Linked DNA regions of Homo sapiens: region 1 is linked to region 2. The links are chromatin contacts, found by Hi-C or POLR2A ChIA-PET in ENCODE. All regions are on one chromosome and are shown on one strand. Each heading gives the region's core, a stretch centred on a gene start or an enhancer-like site at or near the end of the contact. The rest is flanking DNA. Distances are from core to core; before and after follow the strand shown.

What was found. A loop is a pair of places that touch in the nucleus more often than their neighbours do. ChIA-PET counts read pairs that join two places held with the same protein, here RNA polymerase II (POLR2A).
Region 1: a map of dorsolateral prefrontal cortex shows a loop between it and region 2 (3-fold over the local background). The contact joins two enhancer-like sites. A Hi-C loop is called at or near these places in 1 of 168 maps with a recorded cell type or tissue (dorsolateral prefrontal cortex). POLR2A ChIA-PET finds 5 or more read pairs at or near these places in 2 of 52 experiments (AG04449 and WTC11).

What each region holds. Positions count from the first base shown.
Region 1 is chr4:24,100,998-24,107,376 of GRCh38, forward strand. It overlaps a transcript of PPARGC1A not described here. Among named protein-coding and RNA genes, the nearest start is that of PPARGC1A, 210 kb to the left of the region's middle. Within about 2 kb of position 4,839, at least 3 of the 41 ENCODE cell types and tissues checked have a DNase peak (open chromatin) inside an H3K27ac peak, as active enhancers do.
Region 2 is chr4:24,473,672-24,480,212 of GRCh38, forward strand. It overlaps LOC124900681 (a long non-coding RNA gene), which reads left to right. Exons shown (of 2, transcript XR_007058077.1): 1 at 1-1,627; 2 at 4,329-4,664. Among named protein-coding and RNA genes, the nearest start is that of MIR573, 43 kb to the right of the region's middle. Within about 2 kb of position 4,445, at least 2 of the 41 ENCODE cell types and tissues checked have a DNase peak (open chromatin) inside an H3K27ac peak, as active enhancers do.

The DNA.
Region 1 (6,379 bases), core at 3,589-6,088, 370 kb before region 2:
GGAGGTGGTAAGAGTAGAAAGACAAATTCTATGATTTATTTAATTTACTTTTGATAGGGTTTGGATCTGCATCTGCACCCAAATCTCATATCGAATTGTAATCTCCACTGTTGGAGGTGGGGCCTGGTGGGAGGTGATTGGAACACGGAAGTGGTTTCTAATGGATTAGCACCATCCCCCTAGTGCTGTCTTGTAATAGAGTTCTCACGAGATCTGGTTGTTTAAAAGTATGTATCACCTTCAACCCCTTTCTTCCTGCTCCAGCCACATGAAAAAGGTGCCTGCTTCTCCTGCGCCTTCTGCCATGATTGTACGTTTCCTGAGGTCTCACCAGCCATGCTTCCTGTACAGTCTGCAGAACTGTGAGCCAATTAAACCTCTTTTCTGTATAAATAACCAAGTCTCAGGTATTTCTTTATAGCAATGCAAGAATGGACTAATATAACTTTATTTCAGATTTTAAGTGTGCCTATCAGAAATGTTCTCCACATGAAGAAATGATAAATATTTGAAGTAACAGTTACCCTAATTACCCTGCTTTTATCTTTACACATTGTACGCATGTAACAAAATATCACACGTACCCCATACATATGTAAAATTATAAGGTATCCATTTTTTAAGAAAAATGTAAATTTATAAACAGACCAAACTGGATTTCAGAATTCAAATTCAAATGTGTTTCCAAGTCTGAAACTGACATCATAGATACACCCAGTGCTGTAATAGAAATCAATATAAATGTCTTTCTTCATGAGTAAACAGATGCAAAGTCATGTTTTTACATCATTTTGTTTTTGTCCCAGAATACGTTCATGGATTCGAAAAGCACAAATTAAATACCTACTGTGTGCTAAGAATGGTGCTAGGTACTAACGATTGAGAGATGAGAAAAACACATCCACGCCCTCATGGTCTTGTGAGAACTAACGATTGAGAGATGAGAAAAACACATCCACGCCCTCATGGTCTTGTGAGAGGGAAAGACAGATAAGCAACCATTACAGCTGCAAGTAAGATCAGCTCTCTGGGCAGGAGAATATGGCTGCACGACCCCAGGGATCCATCCAATCCCAACCCCCTGCCCCAACATAGCTTCAGCTCCAATAATCACCATTCTTGTCACAGTGTCGTTGGAGAAGAGCAGCATGGAGACCCTGTCCCACCTTCAGTGGGTGCCACTAAAACAAGAGTATCATGGTGGTATTTAAAATACAATAGTTTCTAAAATGTTTCACTTCAGTACAGACCACAGGACAGGGAACAATTCATGGTACCCTAAACTATAGATTCCTTTCTTTTTTTTCAGGCTCATTTCCAAATCCAAATATCCATGGATACCTACACAACAGTGATGTCCACACAGACTAATACACAACACTGATGTCCACACAGGCTAATAAACTCTCCTCATCTAGACTTCAGTCACTGATTTGTATGAACAGAGAAATTTGGGGACAAGGGTCCTTCTGATCTAATAGCTCCTGAGGCCCTGTTTCTTCCAGGGTCCCCTTTGGAGGTAGGACAATCCCAGAGCAGCTGACATGTTAAGTCTTTCCGAATTGCATTTAACAGCAAAGAGATGCAAAACTACATCTTCTTTTAGAAGGCTTACGGAGTGGGTGGGGATTGTATTTCTTGGACTTGGGCAGAAAGAGTGCTATCCGGGAACTTTTGATTTCCACCTCATTGGAAGACATCCTCAAATACTTCCAGTTGAGGTTCCATCTTCCTGGCAGGGATTGTGGGCTGCTTTTATTTATAGAGGAACGGCAGGGAGGCAAAGAGTGGGAGGCCTCTTCTCCAGAAGGCAGCCCACATGGAGCACAGATACAACACTTGTAGATACAACTTCCCAGCTAAAGCCGAGGCTGCCATCCCACTGAAAACAACACTGCGAATCAGGAGTGTGAACAGATTTAGAAACCAAATTAAGCCAAGTCTGCCCTGGAGATGGTTGTTAAACCATAGTAAACATATCAAACCAGGGGCTTGAAATCATGCCACCTTGCCAGAAATTGCCCTGGCCTCACTGTTTGTTGCAATGATAAGCTCAGAGGCTCAAAAATGTTGACCAGCTGCAACACCCCATGCGCTTCAATGTTTAAAACAATTCTGCATGATATCACCATCATTCCCATTTTGCAGATGAGGACACCGAAGCATGGAAAAGTAGAATTAAGTTCCAAAACTTTTCATGGCTTTGAAAGGGGGAAGCCTTGGCCGAGTGGGTAGTTCCAGAGCCCTCTCCATTAGCCACACTCTCAACTGCCTTCCCTTCTCAATCAGCTCCTCAACAAAAGACTCAAGGTGGTATCCGCACCTGGCACCAGATTAAAGACTCACTTCAGGGACTTCTGCAACCCATATCCCAGATGCTGATAATATAGAGATCCACCCAAAACGAATGGAAATGTGGAGCCTGAAGGTGTGTAGGATACAGAAAAGCACGAAAGAGCACCCAGGACAGAGAGCAGAGCCCTCCAACACAGAGCCCTCGGGCTCACAGCTGCTGCAAGAAGCACTAGTCTCTCCTTCTGGTCCAATGAGTACTCACAAAGTTGTTTTGCTTTTAAGATGCGCTTAATGCCTTCTTCCAAAAAAAAAAAAAAAAGCCTCGTCAGTATAAAATGAACCGGAATTATAGCTGCCGCTTTGATGCTGTGTGTTATTTTTGGCTGAGTGTCCTGCTCTTCTGGAGGCTGTTGGTAGGGTGCTGAAGCCTACTCTAGTAACACAGGCTGACTGCTGTCCCCAAAGGACCCCGAGGAAAACAAGAGGAACTATCTCGCAGTCTTCAGCAGACAGGGGAGGTTTAACATAAATAAACTCCCACTTAACGTTTTCTCCAAAAAGCATCCATTCATTATCTTTATTTCCAACACAGTATTTATGAATTTCCTTTCAGCCGGGCCCGTCAGGCCAAACGTCACCACTCCGTGGTGAAACATCGTGTGCATTTTCTTTTCCTCCTAGGAAGATTAAGGCCGATGAATAAAAGAAAGGGGGATGTGGCCCCTATATTTAGCTCTCCTCACAACATCATGTCTCACAGGTATTAAAAATAGACTCAAATCACTTGAAGACATTCTGAAAAATCAAAGACAGAATAGCTTTCCAAGAGGAAGTTTTACATGTTTTCTGCTTTCTTCCTAGTTGAGTTCCGCTAGTGAGATGTTTAAGCAGCAAAAGCTCCTTAACAGTAGAGTGGGCGCCCTCTTCGTGGAGGCCAGGCCCGGGTGGCTATAGGGGTTTATCACATACTTTATCTCCTACTCATCCTTCTTGCAGCTTCAGTGCTTTGTGGACTGTATTTTAAGAGAGATCTGTGCAGGTCCTTGGTAAAAAGTGTGAAATAGGCTGTGTGGAAAATTCTCCTCTGTCAACAACCTTTCCCCCACTTGGGCTCTGACACTCCCAAGGTCCCTGTCAGAGAGAAATCAGCTCAGATTCAATTCACTGAACAAATACGTGTTATTTGTGATCTGCCAGGCACAGTGCCAGGCAAAGCAAAGGGAGAAGAGGGAAGCAAAGGATGGACCGTCCTTGTTAGAGTGGTAATTCCACAAGGAAGTAGAGCTTCCAGAGGACTGTGGGCAACACAATTCAGAGAGAGAGCTGACATCTCATTGGAAGCAATCAGAAGGAACATCAAACTGGAGGAAGCATGTGAATCAGACAATAAAGACAAAAGCAGGAATGGGGCTGTTTGTATACCTGTGACGAGATGTGGAAGAAGGTCAACAATTAGCTTGGTGCAACGCCTCTCCCCAAAAATATATGCCCAGTAAACCCTGAGGAAAAAGCCTTTTACAGCTAAAGAAAGGAATCTGCAGATGGAGAAATCACACGGTACTTAAAAATGTAGCCTCTTTCAAATACTGCAGTTCACCAGCTGTGTAACTTTGGGCAATTTACTTCCCTTCCCTGAGCCTCAATTTCATCATCTGGAAAATGGGGATCATACTTCACTGGGCTGATGTGCATATTAAATCACAGTGTGAACATGCAACGCCCATGTATGGCACGTGGTTCAAGGTGAGCACTCAATGAATGGGTGTAACTCACTCATGTGGGAGCTATTTACATTGGAACATGTTTCTAATATGCCTCGAGTCACACACAACACCCATTCTTCTGGCAGAAAGGCTTGATTAACACTAGAGCACAGTGAAGGTAAGATAGTGTGGACTTTGCTTATAGAATTGTGTAATTTTCAGACTTCTTCATGGTTTATCCCACGTTACAGAGGAAGAAAACAGCCACCACCAGTTTCCAATGACCCAAGCAAATACACAACCTTGAAAAAGCAAACCTTCTAATGGGACTTTATTTCAATCCTTGACTTGGCAGCTCATCACACTTTAGGATCACTGGTGAAAAGCTAGGGGGAGGTATTTTCCAACCTAAGGTAAGAGATAAAAGGGCCTGAGGACGTTAAAAGTGAGGGAATGGAAATAGCAGGGGCGAAAATCAATGTTTATGAAATAGTCCAGTGTTTCTCAAATCTTCCTGTTCACACAGATCTTCTGGGTATCTTGTTTCAATGCAGACTCTGATTCAGTATGTCTGGAGTCGTGCCCAGAACTCTGCATTCTCATAAGCTCCTCCATGATGCCTATGTTACTCGTCCATGGACCACCCTTATATAATAAGCGAATGGTGTTTGTGTAGAGCCTAAGAAAGGGTTGAGTGGTGGAACCAGGAAATCCCCAAATAAAGGAAGAGAGGCTTGAAAGAAGAGTGATATCCAAACAAGATGGCAAGAAGACTAGATGATTTGAGGAGCAGCCAAGCCGGAGATGTAAATACAGAGACATGGTGTCCAAGGGGAAGGTTTTCGGAGAAGAGGCCCCAGCTCACGAAGTTCCAGTGCATTACTCACTTTGGCTGTGAGTCACTCACAGCCTTTTAGAATTGTTGACGGCAAACATTTTGGAGAGTGCTGCAATAAAGGAATGTGCTCACAGCCATTAACTATGAAGCACTAACTCATTTCAGCAGCCTGACACAAATTATGCTACGCAGTTGAAAAATAGCTATTGATCAGTCCCTTCTTTCTGGTGCCTTCCAATATCCCAGATCAGCACTTCCATTCGTTTCCCCGCCCCCGGATGCCCTCACACACCTAGTTAGATCCTGCCCAAGCCAAAAAAAGATGCCCGCAGACTTTATTTTCTTCCAGATTTTGCCTTTAATAAAGCAAGCCCAGAAAGAGGCAAACCGAAAGATGCCTCCTTTAAGTTTCTCCATGTATCTGTTTCTTATGAATTTCCCAGTCTTTTTTTCTTCTATACTCATTATAGACACAAAGGCAACAATCAACTGATCTATCATTTCCTGGGCTAGAAGATAAGAAATGAAGAGGGCATGAAAAGGACAGAATATGAAATTAGGTTTTAAAGAATTGAACCTGATTCAGGGGCAGGTCGAATGGCAACACTTTGAGCACCTTCAAGTAGCAACTTGAGCCTCAACAGAAAAAGGAAGCCCAGGGTCTTTCAAGAATCGTCCCTAGTTTCCTTCTTAATCTCAAGAGAAACTAAAGAGGCATGTAGATCTTCTATGGCAGACTGATTACAAAGAAGTCCCCGATTCTCTGTCCCTCCCTGTATCTATTTCCTTTGCCATGTGACTCTGCAATGACTCCCACCATATGAGGTAGTTTAGTTGGTTTCCCCACCCTTTGAATCTCAGCTGCCTTGTCCCTTGCTTTAGCCAATAGACTGTGGCAAAAGTGCCTTGTCCCTTGCTTCGGTCAATAGTCTTAAAGCAAAGCCAAGGGCATCCTTGCTCACATGACCTGCCAGCCCCCAGCTGACCCACCAGCTGGCTCAGATGCAAGAGTGAGCCCAGCTGAGATCAGCAGAGCCTGGCCTAGCAGCAGAACTGCACAGAAAACCCTTAGATCATGAGCAATAATAAATGGTGGTTGCTTCAAGCCATTAAGTTTTAGAGTGCTTTGTGATATAGCATTATTTGGCAAAAAATAACTGATATAGCTTCCTCTGGAAAAGCCATGATAAAAAGGCCAGGTATACAAATACTTCCAACAGGGCATTGGTTTTCCTCTGTTCAAAATTATTAATGAACACAAATACATTGTAATAGCATAATTGCATCATTTATAAACACAAAAACACATTAGGAAATTGGATAATAAAAGCACATTGCTATATTACTTTTCATTTTGCAAATGGTTGAATCTGTTAATTAATATACTGTATTCACTTGTGTAACTTTTTAAAGTTTTCTAGACTTCAAATTGAGTCAATCATTTCTTCTTTTGTGCATTCATTTGTTGAAGATTATAATGAACCGAGTTGTGAGTTGGGTACAATAGTAGCTCTGAAGATGAATAACACATTGATCCCTGATC
Region 2 (6,541 bases), core at 3,195-5,694:
GATTTAACAGTTTAAAACGAAAATGGATTTTGTAGCTTCTGCACTAAAACTCAGGCCCCTTGAGTCACAATTATTTAAAGGGAGCTATTCTCTAAAGTCCATTATATGATATAAAAATGTAAACGGATATAATGTCGTCTTTCTCTCTCTCCTCACAAAATGGTATTTTAGAACCAAATCTTTCAGTCTTAATAATTGGGTGGCTGAAAGGTGTGTTTTTTTTTTTTCTGCAAGAAGACATTCTTTACTTGCTTCCCCTTACTCTTTATACAGATATTTATAGAAAGTAAAATTTAAATAAAAACCAGCATATCTGTGTAAGATGCTCTTAAAAGTATTTGAATCCTTGCAGGAAGACTTGAAACAACCTCTTAAAGGCAGTTTATATTGTTTTCTTTCTGAATCCCGTTTCCAAATGCTGCCTATTTTTATTCAAACCAATTGTGTTTTTCCAAGAGTTCACACTTCCACTTGTAAATTCCCCACTGGAGGTCGAAATCCTCTGTGAAATAAACATTTCCACAGCAACCCAGTGATGTCAGAAACGTCGGCTAGTGATTTCAGAGGGGAAATAAAACAGGAGCAAAGAATGGCTCTAGAAAGACAGTTCCTTCATCCTTGCGAATAGCATGCCTCCTGGTAGAAATTCAGAAAACATTTCTGGCTAAATACCTGTTTTCTTTTTCTGAGATTGACTTATTTTTCAAAGGCATGTCAAATGATCTTTAAAAAAAAAATAGGTCACCATCCTCTTTTCTGGATTGGTGAAGAATGCTGTTTCAAATCAGTGGTGCCTAACCACACTGGCCACTGTAGATTTTTATAAGGGGGGGATATATTTTTTCTAAAAATTGATGTTGGAGAGAACATTGAAAGATGAAATTTTACGTACTAACTTCAGGCCCAAATAATGCTGACTGACCTGGCTTCAAACTTACAATAGTTTTTTTAAAGTATTAGGCACACAGAAGTTCTATTCAGTTATCGAAATTGGTGCTGATCTCACCAATATTGAATAAAGGGGCTTCTCCATTGTTCCCTCTATTGTTTCCTGTGTCTCCTGGCTGAGAAAAAGAAGGGAGGAATTCTTCATACTGCCCCTAATTCAATCCCCTTGCAGTCCCACCCCTATAAACATTAAATGTAAAGAGACCAGAAAATATTAAATTAGGCCCAATGCCTGTGTTTTCTTAGGCTTCCTATCTAAATAACATTTATACAGAGCATTATAGAAATGTCCACTTTGTAAACTGCTTTTCATACATACGTTAGCCCAAGTTAACATTCTGTTCCTGCAGCCACTCACTGATTCCCTGATTTTAGCTCAGGTCCCACATTCACACCAATGGAAGTTCATTCTGTCTGTGTTATCCCATCATCTATTTGTTGGATAAATGGATTCATTTCTCACAACAATTTTGGGAGAATCAGGACTCTTTATCTCCATTTTACAGATGTGGAAAGAGGCTCAGAGATGCTAAATAACCTAACCCAGGTCCTGCAGCTACAAAGTGATAGAAATTGAACCTAAACTTTGTGACCCCACCTACCTCTTTCTTCCAGATCTAACTGAGCCCATCACAGGCCTGCTCTTCTATGAACATTTCCCCCCTGCATACCAGATGGAGTAAGTGATTCCAACCCTTTCCCCCCAGTTGATGTCAAGTGTACATTTGTGAAATGTCTTAATTTAAAAATTGATTGCATGTGCTCATCACTGTCCACAAGAGCCCTGTTAGGCAGCAATTATTAGTTTTTTTTTTAATAGACCAGGAAACTGAGGCTTAAGGAAAGACCCCCCTCCCCAACTCCCCCTCCTTCCTACAGCTAGTAAGTGGAAGAGCTGGGTCTTGAACCAAAGACTTCTGGCTCATGCCTCTCTTTCCCTGAACAAACACACAGGAAAACAGATACATGGATCCACCTAGCAGGCCCAGGGCCTGCAGAGGCATCCAGGGATAAAGAGGCAGGAACAGGTTTAAAAGAACCTCCTCTGGGCACAAACAGGGGAACACTGTATAAAAGTCTCACCTCCAGCCTCAAACGTTTGTTTCCCCTCAAGTCTCCAGCTCTTTCTTTTTTCAACAGGAAAGCCCCCAAAGACGGCCACCTGAATAGTTTTCTGATAAAATGCCTCCTTCCCTGCTTACCCCTCTCCCTGGCAGCTCTGTCACCCCAAAAGAATTCTGCCTTCCTTGATAGATTTGCTCACCTGGCATCACCACAGTAACCTGGAGGTTTGTTTGCTAGTTCTCAGCAACATAAAACAAGCTGCCACCCCACCCCCTACCCTCACCGGGGCCCAGAACAGATGGAGACAGCCCCTTGGGAAGCAGAGGGAGCCATAAGCTCATTGAGAAAAGATCACTCCAGCCACCTTGCCAACTCCTTGCTGTGCAGTATTCAGAAGTCTGAAGATGGAAACCCAAAACAGAAAGCTTTTGATTTCCAGATCCGCTGTGGTTGTTTCTCTCAAGACAAACCAAACTTTCTTCTGCATGTATTCCCCTATCATATTGCCAAGTCACAATTTGTCACTTTGAAAATATGGAATTTGTTGAACTGATATCATCCTATTAGTGACAAATCCATCTTTATTCATAAATACTTTCCGCCCAAGAAATAAGTTTTGTATTAATATTGTATTGGAAATTAGTTAATAGTCCAGATGATGTGGGGTGTTTTCCTTGTTTATAAATGAGGTGCATTAACACTCTCGTACCACTAGGGTGTCATTTAGTGAATGACTGCTCAGCTCTGCAGATGCAAGAGGCCAAATTCTTGTAGATGTGAATAAAAAATGATCATTTTGGCTAAAACTGCAGATGGGAAGCAGATGTAATGTACAGAGGAAGTCGATTTCATTCCATCTCTTTCCTTTATTAAGTCTGTTAATTTGTCTTATTTAAAAAAGCATTCTGAATGCAAACACGTGTTAACTTGAGGCAAAGTGAAAACCAATATCATTCCTGCCTTCAAGAAGTTTACAGTCTCAACAAGTGTTTGGTCTATTAGGATTTGGGGTTGCCACTATTACTTTGAAACTGTTTAAAAGTTTACATCTCATCGAAATCATAATTACCCTGGGGAAAGATTAAAATTAAGAAATTGTGAGACACGGAAATGTCAGGAGGGCAAAAGGAATGTATAACAGAAGAGGAAGTTACCTTTTGTGGAAAACACGTGATGCCAAGGCCAGGGAGGAGGGTGCAACAGTTAATGCAAAAAGAAACTGAGGCAGGGCCGGGCGCAGTGGCTCACGCCTGTAATCCCAGCACTTTGGGAGGCCGAGGCAGGCGGACCACTTGAGGTCAGGAGTTTGAGACCAGCCTGACCAACGTGGTAAAACCCTGTCTCTACTAAAAATACAAAAATTAGCCATGGTGGTGCACACTTGCAATCCCAGCTACCTGGGAGGCTAAGGAGGGAGGATCGCTTAGATCCAGAAGGTGGAGGTTGCAGTGAGCTGAGATGCCACTGCACTCCAGCCTGAGAGACAGAGTGAGACACTGTCTCAAAAAAAAAAAAAAAATCAAGAAAAGAAACTGAAGAAGAAATGAACCTCAAAACAGCTACAGCAGTAATAATAACAAATAACTTAGTGAATGCTTCTAACGTGCCAGGCATGATATACAGCACATAACAATCTCTTTTGCTTTGGGCTTCCTTGAGAAAAGGATTGGAGTGCAAGTTGTTTATTTGGGAGGTAACCCTAGGAAACACAGGTAAGGAAGTAGGAGAAATGAGAGAAAGAAGTGGAGGAGGCTGTAAGGAGTGCAACTCTGGGTAAGAAGAGTTTAGTTCTGCTTGGGACCCTCTGGGAGGCAGTGTGGAATGCACAGTCTAGACTGACCCTCCTGGAAGTGTGAGGGGCTGGGGTATTTGCTGATCTTCCAGCTCCTCAGTGGAAGGCTACTCCTAGGTGTTGGTCACTCCCGGGCACATCCCACCTGTGGCCAGCACAGGCAAAGTGGGGTCTAGCAGCCAGAGTAAGTCCTCGGGCAACGGGGTGCTGCTGCTGATGGAATCTGGGAAATTCATGGAAATGGTCATGCGTGGAAATGGTCAGGGTTGTGCGGATCTGAGTTGGGACCAACAGCATCTGCGACACAAACATTAACTCATTTAATTTTACCAAAACCTTATGAAGTGGGAACGATTACATTTCCAGTTTCTCCCAGGAGAACACAGTCTGAGAGTGAGGAGTGGCATCTGTTGTTTTTACCCAGCTAGTGTCGGTTCCCTCTTCTGGGAACAGCCCCCTGCTCTTCCTTTGAGAAACATTCCCTTCCCCGTCTCAGTGATCTGACCTCACTTTCTCACTCCAGGGATGTGCAGGGGACCCCAGGTGACCGGATGAGAGCTCTGCCTCTCCAGAGCCATAGAGATTTTCACCAGAGCCATAGAGAGGCGTGCTCTCTCTGCTGGGAGAGCAAGGCTGGGAGAATGTGTAAGCCTGGCGCTCTTCCAGGCCATTTGACTCCCACCGGAATGAACCCAGCTGCTTAAGAATGAAGCCAGCTCAGAAGGAAAGAGAGCCTGAGAGGAAGCACTGCAGATTCCTGACTTAGATCCTTTGAGTAACTGGATCCAGCCCAACCTGAAGCTAGACACCTCCCTGGACTTTCTAAGTGTGTAAGCCAATAAACGTCTCCTCATTATAAGCCAGTCTGAGGCTGATTTATAGAAGTTAAGCATTTTGGCCAAGATCGCACATCTAACAAGTGTGGAGTAATATTCAGATCCATACAACCCTAATTCCATATGTGCTAGGGTTCTTAACCACCATGCTGTACAGTGGCAAATAGCATCTATGGCTGGACAGAGCTCAGAGCCACATCCTTTCATTGCCTGGCCCTCACTGGGAGTCTCTTCCCTTCCAGAAGCAGCTGCCAATTTGTTTAACAGAGTAATTGATCAGGGTACATCTTGATTTTCTTTGTTTGTTTGTTTTTGACTCTCATGGAGGCAAACATCTCAGCTGTATTTGAATTGTTTGTTGCATCAAATCATTAAATGTCTGGACATGTCTCGATCACTTGGTGAAAGGCTGGAGTGGAGGTGAGAGAAAGTGTAAAAAGAAAATAGGGAATTAAGGCCAGGCACGGTGGCTCACGCCTGTAATCTCAGCCCTTTGGGAGGCTGAGGCAGGTGGATCACTTGAGGTCAGGAGTTCGAGACCAGCCTGGTCAACGTGGTAAAACCCCATCTCTACTAAAAATACCAAAAAAAAAAAAAAAAATTAGCCAGGCATGGTGGTGGGTGCCTGTAATCCCAGCTACTCAGGAGGTTGAGGCAAGAGAATCGCTTGAACTTGGGAGGTGGAGGTTGCAGTGAGCCCAGATTGTGCCACTGCACTCCAACCTGGGTGACAGAACAAGATTCTATCAAAAAAAAAAAAGAGAAGAAGAGGAAGAAAAAGAAGAAGAAGAAGAAGAAGAAGGAGAAGAAGGAGAAGAAGGAGAAGGAGGAGAAGGAGAAGAAGGAGAAGAAGGAGAAGGAGAAGGAAGAAGAAGGAAGAAGGAAGAAGGGGAAGGGAAGGGAATGGAAGGGAAGGGAAGGGAAGGGAAGGGAAGGGAAGGGAAGGGAAGGGAAGGGACGGGAAGGGAAAGGAAAGGAAAGGAAGGGAGAAAATAGGGAATTAAGACCTTCAACTCTTGCCCTTTTTCTGATGACCCAATCAGGAGATATTTCTGGACAACCTCTGTATTAGTCAGGACTCAGTTGCAAGTGACAAAAACCCAACTTCACTGGCTAAAACAAAACAAAAAAATTTTTAAGAACTTTAATGGTTTTCCTGACTGAACAGCCCAGGAGTAGGGGTGTTTTCAGGCAAGGCTGGTCTATGCAAATCTCAAACAGTGTCAACAACCCAATTTCTTGGCTTTGCTTGCCTTTGGGTTGACTTCATTTTCCATTCCACATGGAGCCTCCAACATAACTGGCTCACCTCTTCCTTTGTATCAGTGGTCCTAACAGAAAGAGAGTAGACAGATGAGATAGATGTGCATCTCTCTCTCTCTCTCTCCCTCCCTCCCTCCCTCCCTCCCTCTCTCTCTCTCAACAGTCCAGTCAAAAATCCTTAGATCCTAAAACATTGGCTCTGATTGGGTCATGTTCCCATCTTTACATTAATTATGGTAATCAGTGGGATGCAATGCTCTGTGATTGGCCAGGCTTGAGTCTCATGCCCATCCTTGGCTCTAGAAGTCCATAACACCAAAGCAAATAAACAGACTGAAGAAGACGTAGCTTCCCAGAGGAAAATTCGAGGACAGTCTGTGTATCTGGTACTTTTGGGAGAATGATGATTGGATGTCAAGCAGGCAAAAATGGCAGTCATCCACATTGCACCTACTATGTTCTCTGCACTGTGGCTAACATGATAGAGGGTACGTGACCACTTTTTTGTCTTTAAGGAGCAGACGCTATGTTCAGAAAAAAGGTGTCACTACCTGTAGAACAACAAATAAAATATATAATAATAAATGAAGTTCACTGATGAGCATATCACAGGTTGTTATTTGCAGGCAACAGAATT